Linked DNA regions of Homo sapiens: regions 1 and 2 are each linked to region 3. The links are chromatin loops, found by intact Hi-C in ENCODE. Cell type or tissue: PC-9. All regions are shown on one strand.

The links. A loop is a pair of places that touch in the nucleus more often than their neighbours do. Peaks named below come from ENCODE experiments on the same cell type or tissue, not always from the same donor. Only the 100,000 strongest peaks of a DNase experiment are listed, where the experiment ranks them.
Region 1: a loop joins it to region 3, with 16 times the contacts of the local background. A loop is called at or near these places in 4 of 110 quality-filtered maps.
Region 2: it touches region 3 in a loop (7-fold over the local background); 10 of 110 quality-filtered maps call a loop at or near these places.

The regions. Positions count from the first base shown.
Region 1 is chr7:23,567,025-23,575,024 of GRCh38, reverse strand. No RefSeq gene overlaps it. Among named protein-coding and RNA genes, the nearest start is that of CCDC126, 26 kb to the left of the region's middle. In PC-9, CTCF peaks have their summits at 4,046 and 4,250 (motif pointing left); a DNase peak (open chromatin) is centred at 4,244.
Region 2 is chr7:24,398,665-24,406,664 of GRCh38, reverse strand. All of the region lies in intron 1 of LOC107986777 (a long non-coding RNA gene), which reads left to right. Among named protein-coding and RNA genes, the nearest start is that of NPY, 120 kb to the right of the region's middle. RefSeq lists enhancers at 1-48, 95-154, 4,084-4,738, 4,739-5,393, 7,358-8,000. In PC-9, CTCF peaks have their summits at 4,299 and 4,500; a DNase peak (open chromatin) is centred at 4,484; H3K4me3 peaks cover 459 bases.
Region 3 is chr7:24,719,808-24,727,807 of GRCh38, reverse strand. All of the region lies in intron 3 of GSDME (gasdermin E), which reads left to right. Among named protein-coding and RNA genes, the nearest start is that of GSDME, 34 kb to the left of the region's middle. RefSeq lists enhancers at 151-370, 691-1,372, 1,373-2,056, 2,741-3,424, 7,148-7,247. In PC-9, CTCF peaks have their summits at 4,656 (motif pointing right) and 6,024; a DNase peak (open chromatin) is centred at 5,867; H3K27ac peaks cover 1,351 bases.

The DNA of each region.
Region 1 (8,000 bases), 1.2 Mb after region 3:
CAACTTGGCCAAAGTCTCTGGGGCCAGCCTAAGGCAAAAGACTAGACATGCCATGAACAGCAGTCGAGAAGACAGGACCTTGCCTCCTCACTGTTACATACTTAAAAATTTTTGAACTAAACGGGAGTGGGGGTGGCTCACGCCTGTAATCCCAGCACTTCGGGAGGCCGAGACGGGCGGATCACGAGGTCAGGAGATCGAGACCATCCTGGCTAACACGGTGAAACCCGGTCTCTAATAAAAATACAAAAAAAAAAAAAAAAAATTAGCCAGGTGTGGTGGCAGGCGCCTGTAGTCCCAGCTACTCGGGAGGCTGAGGCAGGAGAATGGCGTGAACCCAGGGGCAGAGCTTGCAGTGAGCCAAGATCGCGCCACTGCCCTCCAGCCTGGGCGACAGAGCGAGACTCCGTCTCAAAAAAAAGAAAAAAAAGAAAAAAAAAGACAGTGGGGACGACCTAGTTTCTCCAAGAAAGAAAAAAATATATGTATCAAGGGATCTCAGGTCCAGGAAGAACACCAAGTGTAGAGTGACACATCAAGGGTCTTGGGAACAGCCCTGAAGAATCTCTACCTCCTGGGAACATTAGCATCAGCCAGTGGCCTAGCTGTCCCTCTGCAGACAGGCTCAGTCCTGATGAGCCAGCTCCCTGCTAAGCTACCAAAGGAGGGAAAGAAATGTGCTTCCAGGGCCATCCAGACTTCTTCGCTGGCTTGCTTTGGGCAATCTTTTGAATCAATGCTTAAAACTGAGAAATGTTTTCTCACTTTGTGACTTAAGCCAAAAGCCTGAACTTTTTTTTTATAGCAGGTATAAAATCAGTGAAGCATTCCTTAATTTTCTACTTCTTTGTGGGTTTTTTGGTAGTTCAAATATGTGTGTATATATAATTATTCAACATGACTTTCTGCAATCTAGTTGAAGTGAATAATGTAAATATTTCGATTTCTATTTTGTGTATGATTTCTTTTCTCACTTTATTAACCATTATTATTATTTTGAATTATTTTGAATTTTCATCCTGGACAGTGATTGTTATTTATCTGTTTTAAATGTTTAGCCATTCAAAATAATTATTATTTTGTATTATTTTGAATTTTTATCCTGGACCGTGATTGCTATTTATCTGTCTTAAATGTTTAGCTTCTATTTTCAAAATAATTTATTCTAAACCTAGAAAGGTCACACTGTTTTCTGTAATCATTGTGCGGTTAAAATAATATTGGGCAGGCATGGCGGCTCCCACTTACTATCTGGCATTTTGAGAGTTCAAGGCAGAAGGATTGCTTGAGCCCAGAAGTTTGACATCAGCCTGGGAAACATAGGAAAATCCCAGCTCTACAAAAAATAAAGAATTTGCCAGGTGTAGCAGAATGCACCTGTGGTCCCAGCTACTTGGGGGGCTGAGGCAGAAGGATCATTTGAGCCTGAGAGGTTGCAGCTGCGGTGAGGTATAATCAAGCCTCTGCACTCCAGCCTGGGCAACAGAGCAAAAAGCTATCTCAAAATAAATAAAGGCAATCATTCATCTCACTAAACAAACAAACAAACAAACAAACAAAAAAACAAATATTTGGTCAAAATAGTTGAAATGAAGTGGAATTTTAAATCTAGTTTTCTGGCCGGGTGCAGTGGCTCACGCCTGTAATCCTAGCACTTTGGGAGCCAAGGTGGGCAGATCACTTGAGGTCAGGAGTTAGACAGCAACCTGGCCAACATGGTGAAACTCCGTCTCTACTAAAAATACAAAAATTAGCCGGGCGTGGTGGCACGTGCCTGTAATCCCAGCTACTTGGGAGGCTGAGGCATGAGAATTGCTTGAACCCGGTAGGCGGAGGTTGCAGTGAGCCAAGATCACGCCACTGTACTCCAGCTTGGGTGACAGAGCGAGACTCAGTCTCAATAAATAAATAAATAAGTAAATTTAGTTTTTTGAAAATTTGACTAAACTTTCATGTACATATATAATACATATTTCATATGTATTTTTATATATATATATATATATATTTTTTTTTTTCCTTGAGACAGGGTCTTGCTCTGTCATCCAGGCTGGAGTGCAGTGGTGTAATATTGGCTCACTGTAGCCTTGACCTCCCAGGCTTAAACAATTCTCCTAATTGTGTGTGTGTGGATGGGGTCTCACTATGTTGCCTGGGCTGGTCCCAAATTCCTGGGCTCAAGTGATCTTCCTGTCTCAGACTCCCAAAGTGCTGGGATTACAAGCTTAATATATTTTTACAAAAATAAAACTATTTACAATTCTAGCACTGTGTCCATTTAGTTGCCAATGTAAATAATCAGTTATTCATTTTAAGCCCCTTTGTCTAAACCACATATATATATATTTAGTAATATGAATTGCTCATTATTGCAAATGCACCTCAGCTGCTAGGTTTGTGTGTTGCAAACACAGTGTTAATTTGTGAGTAACCTGAATTGGAACATCGAGAGAAGCAAAGAAATGGATCCCCAGCACTACTGAGAAACGATGCTTCATTATGTGAGATTCTAATGTATTTGTAGCATCTGAGAGGAAGGATTTGTCAAGTTCTGTAATTAATTTATTTTATCCCTTACCTGAGTTTTTTTTGCCACTCAAGTGTTTTCTATGCTCCGAAGCAGTGCCCATCTCCAAGGCTGGCAACAGTACAATCTAAAGACCTTTGCAACATTCTAATTCAGCCCCCTTTTTTAAGGACGTAGAGCAAGATATATGGATGCATTGCCCTGGAGCCTGAATAACATCAGTCACAACAAAGAATATGCAGGGTCACAGGTCAGGCTGTGCCAGCCCTAAATATGAAGTCAGTGGCCAGGGTGCCCATGTGTACTTTTTATGTCATTGTGATACACGAAGAATTCTGAAGTGCAGATCTAGAGCAGAGGCCCCTCTTGTCCAGGTCTAAGGTACTGCTTTTATGTTGCTTCTTGTTTGCTACAAACAAAAATATGATGAACATCCTTATTTCTGTCTCCCTGATTGTCAATGAAGGGTTCCTCTAGGATATATTCTCAGGAGTCAAATTGTTGTAGAGAGTCACAGAGTACACATATTCTTAACATCACTGAGTATTGCTCTGTTGGACAGCTGTGCTACCTTACACTGCTGATAATACATAAATATTTCCTTGTTCTCTTTTGTTTTTTGTTTTTTGTTTGTTTGTTTTGTCAGAGACAGGGTCTCACTCTGTCACTCAGGCTGGAGTGCAACAGTGTGATCATAGTTCACTGTAACCTCAAACTCCTGGGCTCAAGTGATCCTCCCACCTCAGCCTCCCTAGCAGGTACACACCACCATCTCCAGCTATTATTTTCATTTTTTATAGAGACAGGGTCTCACTACGCTGCCTAGGCTTATATTTTGAATTCAAATATATCATTTTCAAAACCAAAATGGTATTGTTCTCAACCTACTCTTTCACAATTTGAATTTTTCATTTGTCTAGTTTGATATTGATCCATTGGCTAAACACTTTATAAGCAAAGTTATCTAACCAGTAACCACTCATTTGTACTAGCATCTGATCTATATTTCTGCCTCCTTCATCCAAGTAGTATATTTGCTTGCCAGAGCACAGACTTCAGCAAACTAATAGGAACTGTCTCAAGGGAGGTGGAGCAAGATGGCTGAAAAGAACCCTCCAGCAATCGTCCCTGCACAGGAACCTCCAATTGGACAAATCTCCACGTAAGAAAGCACCTTCACAAGAATTACAAAATCAGAGGAGCAATCACAGTACCTGGTTTTAGCATAATAAGAAGAAAAGACACATTAAAAAGGGTAGAAGGGACAGTCTCACATTGCCGACACAACTCCTCCCTTAACCCCAAGCAACTAAAGCAGCTTGTAGGAAGAATCTGTGTGCTGGAGGGGTGGGTGGGGAAGGAAAGGGTGGTAAAGCCTGAATAAGTGTTAGTGGCAGCCAGGCCATAGTGACCTCGGTCTTTGTGTGACCCCTAGTGCTGCACTGGTCAGGAAGCTATGTTCTTGGGGTGTAACCTAGCATAATACCAGCTGTGATGGCCACAGAGGTGCCCATATAACCCCTCCCCCAACTTCAGGCAGCTCAGTGCTGAGAGAGACTCCTTCTATTTGGGCATTTGGGTGACAAAGAGGAAAATGAATGAGTGACTTTCCCTTGCAACTCAGGGATTTCTCCCTGATCATCCCCACGTCCATCTGGGCTGGGTATCTAGGAGGCTGGAAGAGAGTCACAGCATAACTGGGCTTAGGGTGCCCTCTGGTGCTGAAATGGCTGCAGTGACCATAGACAAGAACCCAAGAGTTCCTTTTGAATCTTTTGAAGGCCCTCTGAAGGACAGGAACAAACTAAGTCAGACTGTGAGAACTGGAATAAATACCCACCTCTCCAATGCCTGGACATCGATGAATGTCCACAAGCATTAAGAACATTAAGAACAAAGCCGGGCGCAGTGGCTCATGCACTCCCAGCACTTTGGGAGGCCAAGGCGGGCAAATCACAAAGTCAGGAGTTCAAGACCATCCTGGCCAACATGGTGAAACCCCATCTCTACTAAAAATACAAAAATTAGCTGGATGTGGTGGTGCATGCCTGTAATCCCAGCTACTCAGGAGGCTGAGGCAGGAGAATTGCTTGAACCTAGGAGGCAGAGGTTGCAGTGAGCCAAGATCGTGCCACTGAACTCCAGCCTGGACAACAGAGTGAGACTCCATCTCAAAAAAAAAAAAAGAACAGAACATTAAGAACAAATATCACCTCACCAAACTGACTAAATACAACACCAATAACTGACCATGGAGAGATAGAGACATATGACCTCTCAGACAGGGAATTCAAAACAGCTATTTTGAGGAAGCTCAAAGAACTTCAATAAAACAGAGAAGTAATTCTAAAATTTATCAGAGTTAACAGAGATTGAAATAATTTTTAAGCACAGAAAACTTGGAGCTGAAAGATGCAATTGACAAGTTTAAAAATGCGTCAAGTGTGTCAGCAGAAGAACTGATCAAGCAAAAGAAAGAATTTGTGAGCTCAAAGCTATTTGAAAATATGCAGAAGAGAAAAAAGGAAAAAAGAATGAAAAAACACTTAAAGATATAGAAAATAGCCTCAAAATAGCAAATCTAAGAGTCACTGACCTAAAAGAGAAAGTAGAGAAAGAGATAGGGATAGAAGATTTATTCAAATAAATAATAATAGAGAAGTATGCAAATCTTGAGAGCAATATTAATATCCAGGTATAAAAAGGTCAAAAATCACCATGGGGATTCAATTAAAATAAGACTCTCCAAAGCATATAATACTCAAACTCTCAAAGGACAAGGACAAGGAAAGGATCCTAAAAGCAGCAAGAAAAAAAAAACGAGTAACACATAAAGGAGATCCAATATGTCTAGTAGCAGACTTTTCAGTGGAACACTTATAGGACAGGAAGGAATGATATGACATATTCAAAGTGAAGGAAAAAAACTTTTGACTGAAAATACTGTTTCCAGCAAAGCTATCCTTCCCATATGAAGGAGAAATACTTTCCCAGACAAACAAAAGCTGAGATAATTTATCACCATCAGATCTGTCTTACAAGAAATCCTAAAGGAAGTTCTTCAATCTGAAAGAAAAGGATGCTAACAAGCAACAAGAAAGTATCTGAAGGTATAAAACTCACTGGTAAAAGCAAGTACATGGACAAATTCACAATACTCTAAAACTGTAATTGTAGTGTAGAAACCACTTATGTTTTAAGTATAAAGATTAAAAAATACATGAAAAATAATACAGCATTTTATTAAGTGGAAGACACTATAAAAAGATATAAAGTGATGCATCACACAGACCAATGGGAAAGAGAAATTATTTTAAAATTTAAAAATTAAGATAAAGGCTGGGCGCGGTGGCTCATGCCTGTAATCCCAGCACTTTGGGAGGCTGAGGCAGGTGATCACCTGAGGTTAGGAGTTCCAGACCAGCCTGATCAACATGGTGAAACCCCAACTCCACTAAAAACACAAAAATTAGCAGGCACGGTGGCTCACGCCTGTAATCCCAGCACTTTGGGAGGCCCAGGCGGGCCCATCACTAGGTCAGGAGATTGAGACCATCCTGGCTAACAAGGTGAAACCCCGCCTCTACCAAAAAATACAAAAATTTAGCCAGGCATGGTGGCGAGCACCTGTAGTCCCAGCTACTCGGGAGGCTGAGGCAGGAGAATGGTGTGAATCTGGGAGGCAGAGCTTGCAGTGAGCCGAGATCGTGCCACTGCAGTCCAGCCTGGGCAACACAGCGAAGACTGTCTCAAAAAAAAAAAAAAAAGAAACCCGTCTCTACTGAAAATACAAAAAAATAGCTGGGCATGGTGGTGCACGCCTGTAGTCCCAGCTATTCGGGAGGCTGAGGCAGGACAATCGCTTGAACCTAGGAGGCGGAGGTTGTAATGACCCGAGATTGCACCACTACACTCCAGCCTGGGTGATAGAGCGAGACTCTGTCTCAAAAAAAAGAAAAAATCAGCTGGGTGTGGTGGCAGGTGCCTGTAATCCCAACTACTCAGGAGGCTGAGGCAGGAAAATCGCTTGAACCTGAAGGCAGAGGTTGCAGTGAGCTGAGATTGCCCCATTGCACTCCAGCCTGGGCGACAGAGCAAGACTCTATCTCAGAAAAAAAAAAATTTAAGATAAAAAATATATAAATTGAGACCACAAAAAAATGAAAATGTGAGAGGAATGCAGTAACAGTATAGAATTTTTTAGTTTTGTTTTAGCTATTTCTTTTCTTTACAACGTTGTCATCAGTTTTAAATGACTTCTTATAATTATAGGATTTTTTTTGTAACCCCCATGGTAACCACAAAACAAAAACCTATAATAGACACACAAAAAATAAAAGCAAGAAAGTGAACCACACTACCAGAGAAAATAACCACAAAGGAAGACAGTAAGAAAGAAAGAAGAGTTAGAAAACAACCAGAAAACAGGTAACAAAACGGCAATAAGAAGTCCTTACCTATCAATAATAGCATTGGATGTAAATGGACTAAACTCTCCAATTTAAAAACATAGAATGGCTGAATGGATAAAAATAAAAAGACTAAACTACATACTGCCTACAAGAAACTCACCTCACCAGCCGGGTGCAGTGGCTCACGCCTGTAATCCCAGCACTTTGGGAGGCCGAGGTGGACGGATCACGAAGTCAGGAGATCGAGACCATCCTGGTTAACACGGTGAAACCCCGTCTCTACTAAAAATACAAAAAATTAGCCAGGCGTGGTGGCGGGCGCCTGTAGTCCCAGCTACTTGGAAGGCTGAGGCAGGAGAAAGGGGTGAACCCAGGAGGCGGAGCTTGCAGTGAGCCGAGATTGTGCCACTGCACTCCAGCCTGGGCGACAGAGCGAGACTCCGTCTCAAAAAAATAAATAAATAATAAATAAAATAAATAAAATAAAAAAGAAACTCACCTCACCTATAAAGACACACATAGACTGAAAGAGAAGGGTGGAAAAAAAATGTTTCATGCAAATGAAAACCAAAAAAGAGCAGGAGTAGCTATACTTACATCCGATAAAATAGACAAAGTCAAAAACTGTAAAAAGAGACAAAGAAGGTCATTATATAATGATAAAGGAGTCAGTTCAGCAAGAGGATATAACGGTTGCAAATATATATGCATCCAACACTAAGGCACCCAGACATATAAAGCAAATATTATTCTAGCTAGAGAGAGAGAGAGACTTCAACACAAGAATAGTAGAACATTTCAACACCCCACTTTCAAAACTAGATAGATTTTTCGGACGGAAAAATCAACATAGAAACCAAAATTAAGCCGGGCGTGGTGGCTCATGTCTGTAATCCAGCACTTTTGGAGGCCAAGGCGGGTGGATCACTTGAGGTCAGGAGTTCGAGACCAGCCTGTCCAATATGGCGAAACCCTGTCTCTAAAAATACAAAAATTAGCCGGATGTGGTAGCAGGTGCCTGGAATCCCAGCTACTCGGGAGGCTGAGGCAGGAGAATCACT
Region 2 (8,000 bases), 320 kb after region 3:
GAGGGAGTCTTTTAAAAATGCTATTTATAGTGCATAATCAACCTAATCCTATTTGCAAGTACAGTATCATACATAATGAGCCATTTGATTTGCAAATTTTCTAATACCATTAATCTGACAACTTTTGTGCCAGGTCAGAATGCCTGAGAGGCCTGCCTTCATTAATAACATCTTACAGCTGATACTTCTGTGGTTTATTTCACATGTGTGGGCGTGTACAGGAAGGGGATATTCTAGAAGGGAGGGTGTTCTCTGTACCCTTGAGTCAGGCCTTTTGTCTCAGCTTGTCGGAGTCATCAAATGGTACAGGAGTAGGTGTTGAATAGCAAGGTTCTGTTCCTGATTTGGCCCCTCACACTTGTCTGTGTGATCTTGAACCAGTCATGTACCTTCCAAGGGGAACACATGATCCTCTCCTCCAGGCAGATCTCCCCAAACCCCCCTAAGTGGGTGCCTCTCACCATATCCCCCCAGTTCTCCATGTGCATGCTTCTATCATACAACCAACGGCATTGTATTGCAGCAGTTTTTTCCCCCAGTGTGTTTCCCTTACTGGAATGCAAGCTCCATAAGGGGAATGCAAACTCAGTAAGGGGAGGGTCTGGGTGCTATTCACCTTCAACTGCCAGAACCTAGCAAGTAATGGCACACAATAGGAAATCAACACATTTGATCATCAGAATTGAACTAAGCTGTCTTCAAGTTAGAAAAGCCAGTGATTCTAAGTTAGGCAGTATTCAGGGAGAAGTAAAATGGGAATGTTCAGATAACATTCGCTGGTGAATCTGATCATAAACTGTGACCGATACTGTTGAAACTAATTATTCTTATCCTTGACTACATATTAGAATTGTCTAAGGAACTTAACAAGAAATAAATAAAAACAGTGCTCCTTCCCTGCCCCCTCCAGCAAGATTCTGACTTAATTGGTTACTGTTCCCACCCTTTTCTACAACATGGGGTCATAATTAACCCCCTCTTCCCAAGTGATTCTGTGTGCAGCCAGGGATGAAGATCACTGGTCTAAACCTTACTCAAAGTCAGTATCAAGCTATTACTAGCTAGTAGAGTTTTCAAACTTCATACATAAAGCATCAAACAAGTAATTCATGCTCATTATATAAAAAAACTTAGAAAAATACATATAAGCAGAAGAAAGTGATAAAAATATCTATAATTATACTATAGAGAGCTCCTTTTTACATTTTGCTACATATACATTTTTTTCTCTAAGAAAAACACAGATTCTGTCTTGTAACTTACTTTTTTCCCACTCAGCAGTGTATTGTAAACATCTTTCTATGTTAGTAAAAGCATTTCTTCACCACTGTTGATTAATTTTTAATGGACAGAACAATAGTGTGGTGCTTCTTTCAACCTGTTTCTTTGCAGACCAACATAGGGCATCCTCTTATGCATGTTTAGAATTTAGATTTGCTGCAGAAATAGTGTTGTTTTCCTTAACATCTCAAACAATCATTTCTCACACAATGCATCTAATAAGGAGTATTTTCTACTTTTGGGGTATCTATTCCATTTCAGATACAACTAGAGATCTGAGGATAAAAGATCAGGCCAGACTGGATTTCTATGGTAGTATTGATGCTAACCAGCCTACTGTTTGACAGAAAGTTTTTTTGGGAAACTTTTTATGTTTTGAATCCTGTACATAGGATAGATAAAATCATGATACTCAGGTTACAAATGGTAGTAATTTTAATGTTTTTATAAAATTATTTTATGTGTAAAGATGATATAATTGGGTAAACAAATACTAAATAAACTTTGTGTTTAACCTAAATCACAGTCTAGAAACAGAATACCAACATAGTTGTAAAGAGTAAAAAAATTAAGAAAATAAAGTAATTTTTAAAAAATCACTAAAGATATCTGTGGGGATTGTCTGGTTATCCAATTATCTCCTGAATCTCCCCAAGATTCTGAGTTGAGACACTTTTCTTTCTCCCATGCAACTCCCCACCCCATCCCCAAAACAAAAATTCTGGGAACTCTGGAAACCATCTGCAACACTGAGGCACTGTCACTAATACTAAACACTTGTGACTCACACCTGTAATCCCAGGACTTTAGGAGGCCGAGGCAGACAGATCACTTGCGGTCAGGAGTTCGAGACCAGCCTGGCCAACATGGCACTTTAGCCAGGTGTGGTGGCGCACACCTGTAATCCCAGCTACTAGGAGGCTGAGGCAAGAGAATCACTTGAACCTGGGAGGCAGGGGCTGCAGTGAGCCGAGATCATGCCACTGCACTCCAGCCTGGGCGCTGGAGGGAGACTCCATCTCAAAGAAAAAAAATAAAATACCATAAACACTAATGCAGAGGGTGGGTACTTCATCTCTTCTCTCCCAGGCTTGCCCTTTGTTCCCCTGGAGAATGTGAGTGGACTTACCAGACTTGTCCGGTGGGGTGCTCTGTGTTTCAATATTTGTGTATCCCTTTCTTACCATTTTGAATTAATTCCTGAAAATTCTGCCACTAAGTGAAAGCTGTTACATGAAAAATTATTTTTAATGGGGAAAATTATGATTAATTTCATCCCAATCCAATATATCTAACCAATTTTTACAGGTGAAAAGAAAACATTTCAATTGAATGATAAAGATAAATATATATGAGCAATGTACAACAGTTTGAAAATAAGTAAATGTAATGTGTGGATGAAAAGTGAGAAAGGTTTATGATACTCACCAAGGGGGGAAGAGAAGCTTGATCACAGGTGGTGGTGGATAGAGAGAGTGTCAGGTGTAAGAGGTGGGGAAAAATCAAGTGACCAATTTAGGCAGAGTGTCTGGGCTCATCAGCACACTCAAACTGCACTTAATAAGATTAAAGCACAGGCAAACATCATTAGGGCAACACAAAGGTGAGAACCTTTGAAAACAGGTAGAAATCGTGCATGGGCACCACAGACTGAAGAGCCGTAGAATCTGCTGCATCCTCACCCCCATTATTTGGTGTGTGCAAGAGTAAAATATCTGGCATTCATCCAAACATGGGGCAGGATTCAAACTTGCTCCATATGATATTTGCTATCTAGAAACTGTGATATTGTGTAAATTGATTCATATGTGTTTTAACTGGAACTGTAATGTTGAAATAGTACTTCTCATGATGTGTTTACTTGTGTGCTTTTGAATAAAAAATCATGACACACACAGACAGAAACATACACACAGACACACATATATACATATACAGACACACATACACATATACATGTAGACATACATACAGACACATACACACAGACAGATGGACATAGACAGACACAGCACACACACATAGACACATACATATATGCAGATGGACACACACACACACACACACACACACACACACACACACATACACCCTGCATAGTCTATTGCCTGAAATCTGGTTTAACTTTCCAGAAGTCATTATGGTGAAATATCATTAACCAAAAGGCTCTCTGTCAGGTAAGTCTGTACAAATATGCCCTAGTCAGAGACATGGTTTCGGTATTTTAGGAAAAGGTAATGTGAGTCTGGATGTTTCATTTGTGTGGGTCATTTCATTCATCTGGATAAAGTACAGGATTTTTCATAATGAGCCTGCTTTTTAATTTTTCTAATTTTCATTTCCATTAAAGAGACAGTTTACCGGTAGTTCAAAGATTTGTGTGAGTACAAGATGGATTTACGATAATTGTGGAATGTATAATGAATACACAAAAAGGTTTTAGGAAAGCACACAGCAGTGATCACATTTTTCGAGAACAGTTGTTGAGTCTTACTGGTGGCAATGATCATTCACTTTTTCAGCCAGTCGAATCTCTTGTTGCTGTGTTAATAGCTCAGTCATATTTGTAGTCATTTACATGTTTTCAGGCATTAGGCATTCCATTTGGTTAGAGCATGAGAAATTTTTGACATTAGGAAATAAAAATGCCTTAAATATTATTTGTTAATTGTTTGACATTGGCTGTTAAATTATCAGAGCAGCACCTATAGTAAGGGAATAAATTATGAAGCTGAATGCTAAAAACAATGCTTACCCTTTCATAAGACTAGACTACATTTTTTAAGCAAAGGATAAAGCCCGAGTCTTTTCATTCTATAGGTGACATTACTATATAGTTAAGCATCTTAACCAAGTCAGAAACAGAACAAAACGGCCAGGAGTAATTTTAATTTTGCCATCTAATGTATGAGAGGTAGGAAATACTATGTCTCAATTTTTTAAAAATGAAAACAAAACACTAGAAAGGCTCTAAAATAAAACACTCTTTTCACAGTTCTTCAAGCAACCTACCAACCTCCTACCAATTCAAACTACAGTTCTAAGGGGGAAAGAGGCCTCTAGTAATTTCGGGGTTGTGGGGGAAAGGCATGGGGCTTACTGAACGGAAGATAATGAAAGTCTTGTCTTGCTACTCTGCATTTTTACCTTGAATTTATTAGGTGTATGCTTTCCCTTTCTGTAATACATTATGCACTCCCTCTAGTGTCAGAATTTGTATATGATCCGAAACCAAGTTTGATAAAGTGCTGCTATAAACATTAGAGTAAGGTTCAGGCTTCTAATTGTGCCATATTTCAAAGATATTAAAGGCCACCTAATAACATGAAGAACAGCCCTGCATGAAGTCACCCTGGCTAAGAAAAGAACGCATATTTTAACCTGTGTTATGAAGAGTTTCATGCGCGTCTGTGTGAACAGACCACCAAACAGGCTTTGTGTGAGCAACATGGCTGTTTATTTCACCTGGGTGCAGGCAGGCTGAGTCCGAAAAGGCAGATAAGTGTCGGGGGGGCGTTTTATAGGATTTGGGTACGTAAAGGAAAATTACAGTCAAGGGGGTTTGTTCTCTGGTGGGCAGGAGTGGGGGTCGCAAGGTGCTCAGTGGGGGTGCTTTTTGAGCCAGGATGAGCCGGGAAAAGGACTTTCACAAGGTAATGTCATCACTTAAGGCAAGGACCGGCCATTTACACTTCTTTTGTGGTGGAATGTCATCAGTTAAGGTGGGGCAGGGCATATTCACTTCTTTTGTGATTCTTCAGTTACTTCAGGCCATCTGGGCGTATACATGCAAGTCACAGGGGATGCGATGGCTTGGCTTGGGCTCAGAGGCCTGACATTCCTGCTTTCTTATGTTAATAAGCAAAATAAAACAAAATAGTGTTGAAGTGTTGGGGCGGCGAAAATTTTTGGGGGGTGGTATGGAGAGAGAATGGGTGATGTTTCTCAGGGCTGCTTCAAGCGGGATTAGGGGTGGCGTGGGAACCTAGAGTGGGAGAGATTAAGCTGAAGGGAGGTCTTGTGGTAAGGGGTGATATTGTGGGGATGTTAGAAGAAACATTTGTCGTATAGAATGATTGGTGATGGCCTGTATACAGTTTTGGATGAATTGAGAAACTAAATGGAATAACAGAAGGAGAAAAACAGGTATAAAAGGTCTAAGAATTGGGACGACTCAGGATATCTGATTAGAGAGTGCCTAAGGAGATTCAGCATAGTCCTGCCCGCAAAGATTATTTATTTACTTCAAGAGTTAAGAGTGGCAGTTTGGGGATAGCACCAGGAGATTATCAGCTGTGATGGCTTGGAAAAACAGTGTAAACCGGCAGTGTAAACAAGAGCAGGGCATGTATGAGTAGTTGAGAACGAATAGGAGTATGACTAGACAGAAGATAGTAGGGATGACAAGTTTTTTGGGGGCACAGTCTAAGTTGGTCTGGTGTCTGGAATGAGACTGGGGCCTAATAAAAACGAGCGTCTATACAGAAGCTTAAATGGGCTGTACCCTGTAGCATTCCGAGGACAGGCCTGAATTCTGAGAAGGGAAAGTGGTAAAAGTATTGTCCAGTCCTTTTTAAGTTGCTGGGTGAGCTTGGTGAGGTGTGTTTTTAAAAGACCTTTAGTCCGTTCTACTTTTCTTGAAGATGGAGGACCGTAAGGGATATAAAGGTTTCACTGAATACTAAGAGCCTGAAAAACTGCTTGGCTGATTTGACTAATAAAGGCTCATCTGTTATCAGACTGTAGGAATTATGTCTGACAGAAGGGAAGAAATGACTGCGGTGGCCTTCTCAGACCCTGTAGGAAAGGCCTCTACCTATCCAGTGAAAGTATCTACCTAGACTAAGAGGTATTTTAGTTATCTGACTCAGGGCATGTTGAGTAAAACTAATTTGCCAGTCCTGGGTGGGGCAAATCCTCCAGCTTGATGTGTAGGGAAGGGAGGGGGCCTGAATAATCCCTGAGGAGTAGTAGAATAGCAGATGGAACACTGAGAAGTTATTTCCTTGAGGATAGATTTCCACGATGGAAAGGAAATGAGAGGTTCTAAGAGGCGGGCTAGTGGCTTGTACTATAGCATAACCTGCCTTTGCTGGTGTGTGGCGATTAGGCCTGGTGGAACTGCCATCAATAAATCAAGAGTGATCAGGGTGAGGAACAGGAAAGAAGGAAATGTGGGGAAATGGGGTGAATGTCAGGTGGATCAGAGAGATACAGTCATGGGGGTCAGGTGTGGTATCAGGAATAATGTGGGAGGCCGGATTGAAGTCTGGGCCAGAAACAATGGTAATTGTGGGACTTAAAGAGTGAGTACAGCTGAAGGAGCCGGGAAGCAGAAAGTATATGCGTCAGGTGTGAGGAAGAAAATAGAATTTGGAAGTTATGAGAGCTGTAGAGAGTGAGTTGAGCATAGTTTGTGATTTTGAGGGCCTCTAAAAGTATTAAAGCAGCGGCAGCCACTGCACGCAGACATGATGGCTAGGCTAAAACAGTAAGGTCAAGTTGTTTGGACAGAAAGGCTACAGGGTGTGGTCCTGGCTCTTGTGTAAGAATTCTGACTGCGCTAATCATGCCTAGGAAGGAAAGGAGTTGTTTTGTAGAAGGTGCTGGGGTTTGAGAGATCAGTTGGACACAATTGGCAGGGAGAGCACGTGTGTTTTTATGAGAATTATGCAGAGATAGGTAACAGATGAGGAAGAAATTTGGGCTTGACTGAAGTAATGGGGGCTGTCTGTGAAGCCTTGCGGCAGTACAGCCCAGGTAATTTGCTGAGCTTGATGGGTGTCAGGGTCAGTCCAAGTGAAAGCGAAGAGAGGCTGGGATTAAGGGTGCAAAGGAATAGTAAAGAAAGCACGTTTGAGATCTAGAACAGAATAATGGGTTGTAGAGGCAGGTATTGAGAATAGGAGAGTATATGGGTTTGGCACCACGGGGTGGATAGGCAAAACAAGTTGGTTGATTGATAAGGCACAGATCCTGAACTAAACTAACTTATAAGGCTTGTCTGGTTTTAGGACAGGTAAAATGAGGGAATTGTAAGGAGAGTTTATAGGCTTTAAAAGGCCATGCTGTAACAGGTGAGTGATAACAGGCTTTAATCTTTTTAAAGCGTGCTGCGGGATGGGATATTGGTGTTGAGTGGAGTAAGGGTGATTAGGTTTTAATGAGATGGTAAGGGGTGCATGATCGGTCGCCAAGGAGGGAGTAGAGGTATCTTATACTTGTGGGTCAAGGTGGAGGGATACAAGAGGAGGAAGCAAAGGAAGCTTTGGATTGGGAAGAAGGGCGGCAATGAGATATAGCTGTAATCCAGGAATAGTCAGGGAAGCAGATAATTTAGTTAAAGTATCTCAGCCTAATAAGGGAACTGGGCAGGTGGGGATAACTAAAAAGGAGTGCTTAAAAGAGTATTGTCTAAGTTGGCACCAGAGTTGGGGAGTTTTAAGAGGTTTAGAAGCCTGGCTGTCAATACCTACAACAGTTATGGAGGCAAGGGAAACAGGCCCTTGAAAAGAAGGTAATGTGGAGTGGGTAGCCTCCATATTGATTAAGAAGGGGATGGACTTACCCTCCACTGTGAGAGTTACTCGAAGTTGGGCGTCCGTGATGGTCTACGGGCCTTCTGAGGCGATCGGGCAGCATCAGTCTTCAGCCGCTAAGCCGAGAAGGAGTCAGTCAGAGAGCCTTGGGCCAGAGTTCCAGGGGCTCTGGGAGTGGCT
Region 3 (8,000 bases):
AATCGGCAGATGAAGGAGGCAATGGTGTGTGTGTTCCAGGATTTTAGGGGGGCAGTTACTGAAATAAAACTCTGCCATCTCTGTAGACTGGAGGAGGTTGGTTATCAAGAGAGAAGCAGACTTTCCCACTTAATGAAATGTCACAAAGGCAAAGCCAAGGAGTTTACAGGCAATGTCTGTGGACCTAATTTTCCTACTCTACAGCTGGTGTGTGAACACACGTGTGATCCTTTGTAAACTGTAGTTTTAGCCAATAAATCAAAACCCTTGGGAGAAGTTCTGGATTTACTAAAGCCTTTATCATCAATACATATCTCTGTTTCTGTGGGTTAGTAATTCTTGCTTAATATTCCTTGAGCAGCAGGCTGGCCACCACCTTTTGGCTCTCTGTCATGTCCCCATCTCTGTTTCTGGGGAGATGTTGAAACCAGCTCTGGCAGTACTGCACCATTTCCTCAGTCTGCATTTGTACCTTTCACTTTTTGTTGTTCTTTAGAAGAGTGTAGTGGAAAAGCACACTGGTCTCAGAGTCAGAAGATGCAGTTCCTGATTTTGGCACTGCCACTAACAGGCCATGTGGTTCAGGTGGGCCTGTCACCTCTCTGGGGCACATTCTTCACTAATGAGCAGAGACACTGGGTTAGATCTAGGTGATCAGGGCCATCCCCCTCCCATGTCCAAGCAGACACTGCCACTTAATCACAGCTTTCTTCCTCCTTACTGTCTTCCAGCCCACACTCAGCCTTAGAATCCTTTTCCTACAGCCAGGCAGTAATAGCTGATGGATTAATCAAGGTGAAAATAAAGATGAACCTGAGTTTCTGCCCAGAGCTAGATAATCCCCTTGGGTCCCTTCTAGTTTTATAATTTCTCCACAGCAGACTCAACAAAAGCTCCTGCTCTGTCATGATGTCCCCTGGGGTTTGGAGAGCCTTACCAGGCTCCCCAGGGTTTCCATTGGAAACTCTTCCTCGAGGCCATTGGTTTTTTTTTTTTTTTTTTGAGACGGAGTCTCGCTCTGTCCCCCGGGCTGGAGTGCAGTGGGCGATCTCGGCTCACTGCAAGTTCCACCTCCCGGGTTAACGCCATTCTTCTGCCTCAGCCTCCCGAGTAGCCAGGACTATGCCGGGCTGATTTTTTGTATTTTTAGTAGAGACGGGGTTTCACCATATTAACCAGGATGGTCTCGATCTCCTGACCTCGTGATCCGCCCGCCTCGGCCTCCCAAAGTGCTGGGATAACAGGCGTGAGCCACCGCGCCCGGCCTACCATTGTTACTATCAAGGGTTTTTGTGTAAGAGGACCCTGCTAGTGGTGGCTGCCTTGGCCTCTTCCCTGAGAAACTTGCATCTGGCCTGGTGCCTGGAGCATAGCAGAACTCAGGTATTTGTGGAGATGAATGAAGGAGAGTTGAAGTGTGGGGTCTGCATGACAAAGCTCGCCCTCCTGTGTCTCTGCAGGAGGCATCCCCGGGACCTCCTTTATGCTTTGGTAAAGAAACCTGCTTCCCTCCTTTTGGATATTGTCAGACTTTTAAAAGTTGTCTCTGGGTTTCTCCTCTGTGAGTTTGCATTTTGGCTCTTGAAAGTCTTAGAAGCAGAGAAAATGGAAATTAAAGCTTCAGGCTGGGAGAGGAGGCGGCTTCATTAGGGCTGGGCCTGGGGAGCTGATGGATGCTGGAAGAGCTGGAGCCTCCCTTCCTGCTGGGCTGCTCTGGTCCCCAGCAACCACGCTGGGCTCTGAGCCACGCTTCCCTCCCTCCATCTCTGCCTGCCGCCTCCCAGCAGCTCCTGCCTGGTCTCCTTTTCCAGCCATCTCTCGTCCTGTATCATGTAGCTGCTGTCTTGAATGTATCCGCGTCTTGTATCCAACTCCTGTCCTGTGTCCATGGAGCCATGCTCTTAATTGCTTTGAGGGTCCACTTCCTTAAGGGAGGGGACCACCCCTCATATTGTCTTATGCCCAATTTCTGCCTCCAAAGAAAGAAAAAGTAAAAACTAAAAGGCAGAAATGAAATCCACAAGCAGACAGCCCGGCGTCACACCCTGGGCCTGGTCGTTAAAGATTGACCCCTGACCTAATCAGTTATGTTATCTATACATTACAGACACTGTATAGAAAAGCACTGTGAAAATCCCCATCCTATTTTGTTCCAATCTGATTAGCAGAGCATGCAGCCCCCAGTCACGTACCCACTGCTTGCTCAATCGATCACGACCCTCTCATGCGCACCCCCTTAGAGTTGTGAGCCCTTAAACGGGACAGGAATTGCTCACTCAAGAGCTTGGCTCTTGAGACAGGAGTCTTGCCGACGCTCCCGGCCGAATAAACCCCTTCCTTGTTTAACTTGGTATCTGAGGAGTTTTGTCTGCGGCTCGTCCTCCTACACCTGGCTGAGGGCTCCCTTATAAAGCATCCTGAAAATTCTGGCCATTTCTTTGACCACCCTGGAAAGGGGTCTTGACTTGCCTTCCCTGCCAATAGTGGAAGGAAAAAAACATTTACAGAGCCCCTGCCATCTGCTGGGTAGAGTGTGGGTCATTTAATGCAAGATCTCACTGAACGTAACCCTCATAGCAAATTCTCAGTTTACAGATGTGCAAACTAAGCTTCAGGACTGGAGCAGTAGCTCAGCTAGGAGGAGATTGAGTTAGTCTGTTTGCATTATTATAAGGAAATACCTGAGACTGGGTAATTTATACAGAAGAGAGGTTTAATTGGCTCATGGCTCTGCAGGCTGTACAGGAAGCATGGTGCCAGCATCTGCTCTTGGTGAGGCCTCCAGAAGCTTCCAGTCATGGAAAAAGGTGAAAGAGGAGCAAACATGTCACATGGCAAGAACAGGAGCAAGAAAGAGGAACAAGAGAGAGTGAGGGGGAAGGTACCACACTCTTAACCAGTGTGAACTCAGAGTGTAAACTCACTCATTACTGCAAGGCGGGCACCAAGCCTTTCATGAGGGATCCACCCCCGTGACCCAGACACCTCCCACCAGGGCCCACCTCTAGCACTGGGGATCACATTTCAACATGAAACTTAGAAGGGACAAACATTAAACCACATTGGAGCAGGGAACCGATTCCGGGATGACTCCAGGTCTTTGTGTTATATCGACCTGCCAGGTACGCGCAGAAGGGCAACCTCACAGTAGAACTGGGTGGGCGGAGTTGAGCCAAGCCCCTGAGTGAGGAGAGGGAGTTCTTCTCGACTGAGTATGCACCCCCTTCCCCTGCCTCCAGACTTGCTCCTTTGGGGCTGGCCCTTTCTGTTGAGGATATACGCCTCTGCCTCAGTGGCCTCCTGTTCTTGCTTTCACGTTGCCGCCCCCGCCAGGAAGAACAAGGAGCCTGCCCTTAGATGTGTGAAGCGGATGAAGAACCTCTGCTTGTTCATTTTCTCCTGGAAGAGCTTCTGCTCCATTTTCCCTGTCTTTGGGCATTGGCTCCTGGCTGGACTTGGGGAGAGGGTCTCATTCCAGTCCTGCCCGGGTTTATGTGATAAACCATTCATTTTATCCCCCAGCTGGGTGGATAGCACAGGGCTAGGCACCAATAAAAAGAGCAAGTACTTTGTCCTCCAGGAGCTTACAGTCTGTCCAGAAGGCCTTTTTTTAAAATACTTTTTTTTTTTTTTGGAACTGGGCAATCTATTCACATGGTTTAAATGTCAAAAGGTCAAAAGAGAAAAGGTGAAAAGCCCCTCCCCGCCATCTGGTTCCCCACCCAAGAGGCGACCACTACTAATAGTTTTCTGTGTCTCTAAAGCCATTCTGTCTGTGTTGCTCAGTGGCTCTCACAGGGCCCGAGAGGAAAGAAATCAGGACAAGTTGGGGAAGAACTGTCAAATGGCACAGGGCGGCAGCCACGAGGAGAGTGAGATGGGCTTGGGGAGAACAGGCAGGCATGGATATTCTGATAAGGATTCCCAGAGGACTTGGGTATAACTTGCTTTTCCAGCCTCCATCTACTGGTCTGGTTACATAGGCAAGATATTTACATATAGAAATGAACATAGCAATACAAGAGTTAATAGAGATGAAGATTCAATTCCTAGTACAGCCCAAGGGTGCCCTCACCCAGAAGAGGGAGACAGCAGCTATGGGTGCTATGGCCATGTGGGCCATTGTAAAAGACCTGGGCTTCACAGCTGTGTGACTTTGGTTACTACCATCAACCTCTCTAGGCTCTTTTTTTTTAAACTCTTCTGAAACCCTCAACTGAGAGTTTTAAATGTTTTGTTTCATGAACTCTATTAGCAGTTGAAGAAACCCATGGGCCTCTTTAAATGCTTATAATAAAATATATAAGGTTATACAGTAAACAAATTGCATTGAAATTTGGCTGGTTTCTGCACTAGGCGGGCACAGGGGAGCCCTGTTGCATGGTGATTTCTGTTCTGAGGAGGGCCAGAGCCAGGGTCTGGTGACCTTGAACTGTTCTGGGTCTGCACCTGAGAACACCGTCCCCAGGGGACACCAGCTCTCCCCCTGGGGCTGCTTGGGGCTTGGTGGAATTGACTGAGGGAGGAGATGGGGAAGAATTCCCTCCCGAGATTGCTTTTCAGAGAGTCAAACGAAAAATCCATTTTCCCTGATGTGTAGCTTCCCCGCTGTCCCTGTGGGGCCTCTCCTAACTGAAGATGATTAAATATTTCCAGCATTTGGTTTCCAAAAGGTGGCAGCACTGTCCTGGGAAACAGAATCCCAGTGACTTGGGTGGAAGTGTTTGCTGCTAGGTGGATGATGCCTGCAGTTTCCGGCAGCCCTGCCTTGGTTGCCCAGGGAAGGATTCCCAGTGGCCTGCATGAGCTGTGGCTGTGTGACACGTTTCTGGTCACCCGAATCCTAGCCTTGGAGACAGTCTCCGTCCCTGGGCGAGCTTCTGTTCCTGCGCTGTGGTGGGTCCGCCCCACAGAGACCTTTTGAAGGCAGCGACTCAGCAAGCGTCTCAGGACTGCCCTGTCATCGGATACAGCAGGCAGTTGCCTGCCCACCTGCGTAGATGGCTGCCCCTCTCTTTTGGTGTTTGAGGTGGGGGTTCTGGAGGGAGGTGGGCATTTTAAGCAGTGGAGTCTTGAGTAGTCTAGGCTGAGCTTTTTCTTTTCAAACAATTTCACACTGGCTAGGAGCAGTGTCCAGTGTTCAGTGGATTCTGTTTAGGGCGGGTAGGAGGGCTGTGATTTCCAATCCAGCAGAGTCACATCAGACTCCTAAAGGCGGCAGTTGTGGGGTCGTCACCAGGCGGTGATGTGTCTGACGTGCGTCTAGCTGGGAGGAGCCCATGCCTTAGTTGTGAGGGCACAGACAGACGTTCAAGAATCTGCTAGAATTTTGAGCAATAGAAGGAAGAGACCATTGGAAAGGGAACAGTTGAATGTATGTTCTGACCGGTGGTTACAATGGCTTTTATCTTTAAAGTCTTTGCCTATGGGACCAAGACATGCAATCCCTTAGGAAGATCGCATCTGCTATGCACCATTTTTTGATCCAAGCTGCAGATCCTCCATTTCCCCCATCTTCCGTGTCTTCTGTCTTTCACACGTGGATGCACAAATACATATGTACACATTCATTCAACCAATAGAGGAAAAAACCTCACAAGTTTTATTTACTCATTTATTCCAAAAATATTTCCTGAGCTCTTCCTACGTACTAGGCATTGATCCTGGCCCTGAGATATGCAGTCAACAGGAGAGCACACTCACCACCTCTGTGGGGTTTATATTCTTGATGGAGGAGGCAGGCCATGAGCAGATAAATGAATGAGCTAGAAAAATATCCTGTGGAAATGTGCTCTCCAGAGAAGTGATCTTAGGGTGTGATAGCATGATGGGGGTGCAGGGAATGCTTCCCCGAGGAGGTGACCAATGAGTCAGTGAAATGTGGCCATCAGGGAATGTGTGCCAACGCCTCGGGGTAGGCACACACCTGGCATTTTTAAGGAGTAGTAAGAAGGCTGGAAGATAAAGTCAACAGGGGGCAGGGCAGATCACATGGGGCCTCAGCCTGGGAACGCACTGGACATGGGATATAGCCATTGAAGGCTTTTAAGAAGGGAGTGATGTGGAAACGTACCTCTGATTCAATTCAGTGCCCCATAATTCCCATGCAGGGCACACACTGTGGCTTTGTTTTGTGAGCCTCATAGAGGGACACGGGAAGGTGGGCGGAGCCAGCTAGTGTTTGTGTGGCATTTAACTCTGTGCTCGGCACACCCTAATGGCTCACTGCATGCATGTCATCTAAACCCTGACGGAACCCCATGAGGAGGGGGCCCTGTTACCAACAGTTCATGCACGAGAAAACCTAGGTGCAGAGGTGGCCCTTCACTCGAGCTTGCCCAGTGGGAGGGCAGAGCTGAGATCCGAACCCCAGCCCTGCAGGCTCCAGGGTCCCTGTTTCCTGTTCCTTCCTGGAAATGGAGTCTCTCGGCAGCTTTGTGGTTGTCATCAATGTATTTTTATCACGTGTGAGACATTTTTATAATTTGAATTTCCTTAACCAGTACTAAGATTGAACCCGTTTTTCCTATGTCTTATCTATTTGTTATTGTGGTAAAATAGATGAGACACAACATTTACTGTTGTAACCATTTTTAAGTGTAAAATTCAGTGGCATTAAATACATTCACCCTGTTGTGCCGTCATCTCTACTCTGCATTTCTAGAACTTCTTCGTCACCTCAACTAGGAACTCTGCAGCCATCAGGCAGCGAAGCCCTGCAGCCCCGGTAACCTCCAATCTGCTTTCTGTCATTATGAATTTGCCTGTTCCAGATATTTCATATGAGGAACCACACAATATTGCTCATTTGTCCCTGGAGTGTGTTACTTGGCATAATGTCTTCAAGGTTCACCCATGTTGCAGCAGATGTCAGAACTTCACTTCTTTTTTTTTTTTTTTGAGACGGAGTTTCGCTCTTGTTGCCCAGGCTGGAGTGCGGTGGCACAATCTCAGCTCACCGCAACCTCCGCCTCCCGGGTTCAAGCAATTCTCCTGCCTCAGCCTGCTGAGTAGCTGGGATTACAGGCATGTGCCTGGCTAATTTTGCATTTTCAGTAGAGACGGGGTTTCTCCATGTTGGTCAGGCTGGTCTCGAACTCCCGACCTCAGGTGATCCACCTGCCTCGGCCTCCCAAAGTGCTGGGATTACAGGCATAAGCCACTGTGCCCGGCCCAACTTCATTTCTTTTTATGGCTGTATGATATCTCATTATATGACTATAACACATTTTGTTTCTCCATTCATCTGTTGATGGACACGTGAGTTGTTTCTATTCTGGGCAGGTGATTACATTGAGATGGGACTTTCCTAGCTACTCACTCCAGTTCCAGGGCTACTTTCTGAAGCCCAGAGAACCTGAGTCTGTCTAGGATGGGTGACCCAGCATGTGTGTGGTCAGGGATGGGTGCTGAGCTTTTCAAGGTAACTAACCTCTTAAAAAAAGACCAGCATGGATACCATAATTTTTCTTGTGCTGTCACCAACTCTAGTTTGGTTCTTTTCCTGTCCATTTCATAGAATCATAGTATTGAATGAGATCTCCAGAGAAGTTATTTCATCATTTGCTTCTAAGCATGAAATCATCTCCTGTAAATAAAAATTTAGTCTGTTCTTGAAAGTTTGCAGAATTTCAAGTGGCTGGGTGGGAGCCCCAAATCTCTGCTGAGTGACTCTGGATAGGCCATGCATAACCAGCCTCAGTTTCCCCATGTGTAAAAAGACATCAAACCCCTTCTAAGAGATGAAACATCTTTCCTAGACAGGTTAAGAAGTTTCCTCTTAGTTCAAATCTAATTTCCTTCTTGCTACTCATACTTTAGGCCTATTCCTTTCTCAATGAGAAGCAATTGGTCACCATTCCTCCCATCATAATCCTGTATTCCCTGGGCCATGGCTGTGACGTCTGACATCCTTCAGCTCTGATTAAATAAAAAAGTGGAGTTTCCAGGGTCTAAGGTACATGGATTGCAGTTTCCTTCCTGGTTAGTTTTCTTTTCTT